2 separate regions of the Mus musculus genome follow, and region 2 is linked to region 1. The links are chromatin loops, found by intact Hi-C in ENCODE. Cell type or tissue: left cerebral cortex. All regions are shown on one strand.

What was found. A loop is a pair of places that touch in the nucleus more often than their neighbours do. Peaks named below come from ENCODE experiments on the same cell type or tissue, not always from the same donor. Only the 100,000 strongest peaks of a DNase experiment are listed, where the experiment ranks them.
Region 2: a loop joins it to region 1, with 3 times the contacts of the local background. A loop is called at or near these places in 2 of 42 quality-filtered maps.

The regions. Positions count from the first base shown.
Region 1 is chr14:18,376,350-18,380,349 of GRCm38, reverse strand. No RefSeq gene overlaps it. Among named protein-coding and RNA genes, the nearest start is that of Ube2e1, 47 kb to the right of the region's middle. In left cerebral cortex, a CTCF peak has its summit at 2,205; a DNase peak (open chromatin) is centred at 2,215.
Region 2 is chr14:19,040,661-19,044,660 of GRCm38, reverse strand. It overlaps Gm41099, which reads right to left and starts at 2,445. Exons shown (of 3, transcript XM_011244853.1): 1 at 2,172-2,445. The coding sequence starts at 2,194. In left cerebral cortex, a CTCF peak has its summit at 2,465 (motif pointing right); DNase peaks (open chromatin) are centred at 2,041 and 2,482; H3K4me3 peaks cover 1,005 bases.

The sequences.
Region 1 (4,000 bases):
GAAGGGGTGACTAGGAAAGGGTGACCAGGAGGGGGACAATGAGCAGGATGTAAAGTGAATATGTAAAATAATAATTAAAATTTTTAAAATACAAAAAAGAAATTTAAATAACAGGAATCTCATACAGGAAATTTGCAGGGAACATCCCCAGAGTGCTTTGTTCCAGAATCATTTGAGAGCTACAGACCAAAACGATGCCTGAAAGTTCTACAACACATTTCCTTCAAAGGAGGTTAATATGTACAATATGGCCATTTCAAAAGTTAGTATGAGTACAGTAGCAAGTTAGCATATACCACAGCCCACAGGCTCCACTCAACCGTGACAGAACTGGGCAGCGTGAGTCCTATTTGTCTTCTCTTCATGCTCCTTCAGCCGAAACAGCTCGAAACAGCTTGCTCACTTGCTTGCTCTTTCTTTCTTTCCTTCTTTTCTTTTCTTTTCTTTTTTTTTTTTTTTTTGTGTGTGTGGGGGGGGGGTTGCTGGATTTTTAATGTCCTTGATGCTTTTGGTGACTACAGAGTAGAATGCCATTCCATCATGGTATGACTCAGTTTCCCTTGACAAGATTGAGGCAGCAATACTGTGGATACGATGCTGGGTTCTGTCCATTGATATGCTGTTCCCACCTTACAGTCAGCCAGGATCCTACACTATACAGTGACTCTTAACCTTTTTGGGAAAACTCCTGAGCCCATGTAAATGCCTCATTTCTCATCACCTTTAGTCACAAGGGTCCAGGAGTCTCCCAATTTGTACTGAATTTGGTGTCAGCTAAAAGAGGAGTTACCAAGCACACTTGTAAAGACTTTCTTGACCAGATTTATTGAAGCAGGAAGATTCACCCCAAATGTGGCTGCACCTTCCAGTTGTAGTCTATATATATATATATATATATATATATATATATATATATATACTACAAACACACACACACACACATATATATGTACTATATATGTGTGTATATATATATATATATATATATATATATATATGAAACCTTTTCTTTTTGTCTGCTTGCTCGAGCCTCTTATGGGTGAGTATATCTGTGCTACTGCTGTGTAGCTGTGGCTGTGGCTGCCACATTCCTTCACTGACCTTAGACAGAGGCCACCTATAGAAAATATAAAAAACAAACCTAACAGCAACAATGACAAAAGCAAACTTTGTAGGCAGAAGCCAGAAACAGCCTTTCCATTTTGATAAGGCCCTCAAGTATTTGTGAGGAGGAATGACTTTTTAATACATGAAATGAAAGTCAAAAGTGAGAAAGAAATAAGGTCAAAGGCAAAGTGAAGGCTATGTCCAGACTGGCTTAGAACCCCTGATTCTCCTTCTGCAGTGCCTTAAAGTAGCCCTCATCTGTAGGCATATGCCATTGTGCCTGATGGATAAGATACAACTTTAATAGAAAACAGGACAAAATGTTTCCCATTCTTTGTTCTTCAAATTAACCTATAGCTAAGATTATTATCTATTTTTCTGTTTTGTTCTTTTGAAATAATGTCTCACTACGCATATTACTAGCTAGCCTGGAACTAGACTTGAACTCAGAAATTCACCTGCCTCTGCTTTCTGAGTACTGGGATTTAAGGCACATGCTGCCATACCTGATTTATATTCTAAATCTTGTTAGAAGATTATGTTCAAAATTCTGTGTCTTTTTATTCCAGGATAAAATGCCCAGCTACATTTTTTTTCCTGTTTAAAGCTTCAGTTCCTCGCACTGTAATCCCAGGACTTAGTGTGTTGAGTTTAAGGCCTGTCTGAGCTACATACTGAGGTCCAGGCTCATCTAGGACCTTACCTCCCACCCTAAAACCAGAATAATAGTAATACAATTCTGGTTCTTCTCTCAGGTGGCTCCTCTTTAAAAGCTTTGTGCTAGCTAACTGGAGGTCAGCTGGTACCAAAATCAGGAAGTCCACAACCACCAATCAAGCAAGAGTGAGCCCCGGACCAGACCTGCCAGGGCTGTGCACACTTCTCTTCCCAACGTGTGAGTGAGAGCCTCTGTCCCTTAGTGCCCTCATATGTACGCCTATCTTTTATCCTTCGATAATAACTCTTTCTCTACTCCTTGCCCCCCGCTCTGTCTCTCCCTCCCCGCCCCCGTGTGTGTGTCTGCTTAGAGTCAAAATTACAGTCAAAAATACTCAAAATAATTAGACCCCAGCACACTCCACTAGTGGCACCCAGTGGCACTCACAGGCATTGCTCAGTCCCACTCAAGTCAGTTCCCTGCCTCCTGGCGAGGAAGACTGAACTGATGAGCAGCTGTGGGGGTCACACCCCTAATCTTAGTACTGCAAGTTAGAGGCCAGCCTGGGGTGCAGAGTGTGACCTGTCTCAAAAAGCAAAGAACAGCAAAGGCAGACAGAGGACTAACTCCCCTTGGAGGTGCTTCCACACGGCTTAGCCCCAGCAGCTCTATGAAGATCACATCGCTCTTACTGTCCCAGGCCAAAGTCAGGAAGTACCAATCAAGCCATTAATTGGAAATCTGCTTTAAAACAAGTAACAGGAATTGGAATATCAGTGAGGTTCTAGAATTTACTGTTTAAAAATGCAAAACAGGTTGCTAATGGCCCCATAGAGGATGGTGAGGCATTTATCTTGTCTGTCCCCAAAACCCTCAATTTCAGAAGAAAGGAGCTGATTCAGTCAGGAGTCTCTAGAAGAGTGGTTCTCAAGCTGTGGGTCACAACCATCAAAAAACACATTATTGCCAATGGTCTTAGGAACTGAGACACTGCTCAGAGCAAAATTACAGTTATGAAATAGCCATAAAAAAAACTTTATGGTGGGGGGTAACCATGATATAAAGAACTGTATTAAAAGGCCATAGCATTAGAAAAGTTGAGAACCACTGAGCTAAAATAAACAGAACCAAGAAGATGAAAACACACATTCCCATACACATATACATACATATACAAACACACACAGAGGTACATACATGTATATGAGAGACACAAATACTCACACACACATATACAGACACACACATACACTCACACACAGGCACAAACACACTCACAAACACATATACAGACATATACAGACACACATACAGAGACACACATATACACACCCAGAGATATAAACACTAACACACATACACAGACAGACACTCACACATACACTCACACATATGCACACACACATACACACACACCACACATACACACACACATACACACACATACACACACATACACACACACACACACACACACACACACACACACACATACCTTCAACAGCCAGAGTAGACCCAGAATAGCTGTCTCTTACTAGAGGACTATAACCAGTGGTCACTCAGTACACAAGTCAGGGGACCTCAGCATTCACAATCTGGCACTGGGAGACCAGAAAGTTCCTAGAGAGCCACTGCTCTCTGTTCCACAATGAAAGCTTGGAAATACTGGTCCTGCCAGTGAAAGAATTGGCAAGTCAACTCAGCAGCAAGAAGGAAGACCAAGTGAAGGTGAGACAACTTCCCTCTGACATAGACATGTTGTCTGGGCCTGCAATTGGGGTGGGCTTTCCCCATCAATCAAGGCAATCGGGACAATGCTTCAGATGAGGGTCCCTACTTAGGAGGTGCTAATTTGTAGCAAATTGACATGAAAACCAACCATAACAATGGCAGATGCTGGATGCCATAGCTAGACCCAAGGAAACATTTGTGAGTTGGAACTAGGACTGCTCCAAGGAGATGAATTGTGGCCTGACTACTGCTTGGCAAGAAAATGACTCCTTTGGCCTGCTCGGCTCTTGAAAGATCAGCTCCACTCAGAAGACAGACTGCTGAGTGAGCTCAGCTTAAACCTAGATGTCAGCCATTGGCTTCTCAGCTGGACACCCTGTTGCAGTGGCATTAGGACACACTGTGTCCACTTGGCATGTGTGTAAAGCCAGCAGGCATCCTTAACACTGACCCAGACTACCCTGCACACTTGCTCCGTGGTTTCTCACCTGGCACCCTGAAGCT
Region 2 (4,000 bases), 660 kb before region 1:
TAGACTATAGATTTGTCCCACTACACCTAGACTATAGACATGAAGCACCACACATAGACTATAGACATGTTCCACTATACCTAGACAAAATCCTCTATAGTGTGCCTCCCTCAGATACTATGTTCTACATTTGCATCCCTTAGATACCATGTTCTACAGTGTGCCTCCCTCACATAACATGCTCTACAGTGTGAATCCATGGATACCATGCTCTACACTGTGCCTCCCTCATATAATATGTTCTACTGTGTGCCTCCATCAGATACCATGCTCTACAGTGTGCCTATCTCAAATACTATGTTCTGCAGTGTGCTTCCCTCAGATACCATGCTCTACACTGTGTCTCCCTCAAATAACATGTTCTACAAAGTGCCTCACAGACACAATGCTCTACAGTGTGCGTTTGTCAAATATCATGTTCTACTGTGTGCCTCCCTCAGATAACATGTTCTATAATGGCTTCCCTCATATACCATACTGTACTGTGTGTGTCAATCATATACCATGTTCTACAGTGTGCCTCCCTCAGATACCATGTTCTACATTGTGCCTCCCTCAGATAACATGTTCTACCATGTGACTCCCTCAGATATTCATGCTCTACAGTTAGAGTCAATTATATACCTTGCTTAAAGTGTGCCTCCCTCAGATACCATGCTGTACAGTGTGATTCCCTGAGATAACATGTTCTACAGTGTGACTCCACAGACATCAGGCTCTATAGTGTGCCTCCCTCATATAACTTGTTCTACTGTGTGCTCCATTAGATACCATGTTCTACATTGTTCCTCCATCAGATAACATGTTCTACAGTGTGTGTCCCTCAGATACAATGTTCTACAGTGTGCCTCCCTCAGACACCATGTTCTACAGTGTGCCTCCCTAAGATACCATGTTCTACAGTGTGCCTCCATCAGATACCATGGTCTACAGTATGCCTCCTTCAGATATCATGCTCTACAGTGTGTCTCCCTCAGATAACATGTTCTACAGTGTGCCTCACACAAACCATGCTCTACAGTGTGCCTCAGTCAGATACCATGTTCTACAGTGTACCTCCCTCAGATACCATGTTCTACAATGTGTCTCCCTCAGATACCATTCTCTACAGTGTATCTACCTCAGATACCATGCTCTAACATGTGCCTCCCTCAGATAACATGTTCTACAGTGTGCCTCACAGACACCATGCTCTACAGTGTGCCTCCCTCAGATACCATGTACTACAGTGCGCCAGGCCTTACCACACAGTGCAAGCCACAGACAGGCCGTGCCTGAGGCTTCAGCTTACGCCGGAAGAACTCACTGAGGTTGCGGTAGTGGTGCAGGTCCTCCACTGCAGCCTCAGTCATGTTCACCCCAAAGGTCCAGATATACATGCTGTAGACTGGCCTCCGGAGCCAGTAAAGAAGTTCTACTTCGTAGAGGCGACCATAGGCACGTGACAGCAAACGCGTTGGCACAGTTTTATACAGGGACAACTGTAGGCCACAGTGCAGGAAGCTGAGTTGGTCACAAATTTGAGTACTTTCATACACTCCAAGCCCCCATCCCCACATGAGTGAGAGAGAAAGAAACTCTACAGACGCCAACACGAAAGCCCAAGTGTTCAGGCTGGTTTGTGAGGTGGCTGTTTCTCAAAAGGAATCAGACTGCTCAGCAAATACTCAAAACAAGGGCTGGATATACATGTAACCTGTATCATTTTTGCTATTGCACACAAAGGTCAAAGAGCAGCTGCCTTAATCCCAGAAGTGGAGACTGGGCTGTATAGCCTTGGTTCTTACAAATGGAAGATGAGGACAGAAACAAACCTGGTGCAAGCCTGAAAGACCACCAAGAGGCATGCTGCCCTTGTGCCAGCTCACTGCCCACATTCCAGGCAACTCAAGAAGGCATCAGGCTCCGAAGAGCAAAGGGCAGCCCTACAGTTCTGAGCAACCTCTTCAAAAGGAAGCAAGAATGGTGTTTTCACTCCCAGATCTACATCACTCTGAGGGGGCGGTGCCGCTGCCGCTGCCTGCAGCCGCCGCTGGCCCCGCCCATCACCCACTGCTGCTGTCAGCCCTGTGTTCCCTCTGCTTTTCCCTCTCCGTTCCCGCCCTCCCTCTGCCTCATAGCCTCCCGTAGCTCGCGGGCATCCCCGTGCCCCTGTCATCCCCGTGCCTCACCGTGTCCAGCCATCTGTGGGCATCCTCCCGCCTCACACGCAGTGCACGCTCAGTCCCCGCCTCAGATTTGTGACTCGCGGTCACGCCCCTGCCTCAGTTTCCCCGTGTCACGTATTATAATCTATAAAAATAGTCATAAAATAAAACGTCCCCCTCTGCCCATCGCGGGCATGTCCCCGCCTCATGCTCACTCAGGTGAGACCCCATTCTGGTCTCCCGCATCTCAGCTGTCAGCATCCCCGTCCACCTGTGGGGTCCCGGGAAAAGGCAGGGAACGCCCTACCGCCGCTATAACACCCACAGGCCAGCAGAGGGCGCCCTCTCCTCCCCTCACAGATGGCCGTGAGTTGCCCACCCGCCTGCCTGCCCGCCTGCCCGCCGTGTGTGTGGTTCCCGCAAGTGGGGAACTGCGACTGCCAGGGAAGGACAACATCCACTCGCCAGGCCACCCGGGGACCCCAGAGACTGAAACCGCCCCCCACCCCCGCGGAGAGATCCGCGTCTACAGAGACACGGGCAGGCGGCCGTGATTTTTATATAAAATAAAAAAGTTTTGTGTGCTTTTCATGTGGGAGCTCACTCTGTAGCCCAGGCTGGCCTCGAACTCAGAGATCCACTGCCTCTGCCTTGTCCCAAGTGCTGCTGGGATGAAAGGCATGTGCCACCCCTGCCTGGTGACACTAAAACTCTTAAACCCCAAAAATAAAACCCTAGCATTTTAAATAAAAATACCCAAGAGCACTAACCACTACTCTTAAAAAAAAAACAGCAAAACCCTGACACACCAAAAAAACTCTAAATGTCTGGGGCGGGACTGGAGCGCTCAGAGGTCTTGTCACTCAATTCCCAGAGACCCCACACAGGCTCACACCCTATGCAGCTATAGTGAGCTCACATAGGTGCAAGATAGATGAATAAATCTTATATTTAAAAAAAAAAAAACACATCTGAGACACATGAGAACCCGTCCTGAGGGGGACACGCATGCTCTGGACGCGAGGAGGAGGACTGGGGAGGTCACGGCTCACTGCAAGGAGCACTTGCCCACTCGCACCATGGTCTGATCCCCAGGCCCTACGTGGCAGCAGCTCATGACTGTGGGTAACTCCAGTCCCCAGGCTGTTAGATGCCCTCCTCTGGCCTCTAGGAGACCTGTGTGTGTGCAGTGCACTTTTACATCCGTGCAGGCGAAACCTCAAGGGTGCAGAATGAATCTGTGAACTACAAAATTCCCAGTGAGATGATTTTTAAACATGCCAAGCAAGGGCTCACTTCCTCACTGAGTGTCTGCTTTCTGTTGCTGTTTGTGTTTTGTGGCTACGATAAACAAACACTGAGAACAGTTTCTCAGCCTCACGTGATTCCAGGTCACAGTCAGGCGAGGGAGGGAGGCTGAGTCAGGACTGAAGCAGAGGCCACAGAGAGACACTCTCTCTTCTTTGTTTGCTCCTCCATCCCTGCTCAGGCTGCTCTCTACCATAGACAGTGGGGGGGGGGGGGGGTAGTTCCTGTGGCTGCTGCTGCAGCAGAATGGCAGAGCTTTCTCTCCATGTGTCTGTCTGTCTGCTACACGTGGGGGGTCCCTGGCCTCCAGCGAGTCCCCTGCTTCTGCTTCAGCTTCTGAGCCTCTGCTCCCATCAGCAGGGTCTGGGGTTTCTTCTCTGCCATCTGTGGCCGTGGAAATCCCTCCTGCCTTTTAATTACAGACAGGGTTTCTCAGTGTAGCCAGGCCTGGCTGTCCTGGGACTCACTCTGTACACCAGGCTGGCCTCCAACTCAGAAATCCTCCTCCCTCTGCCTCCCTGCTGCTGGGATTAAAGGGGAGGTTT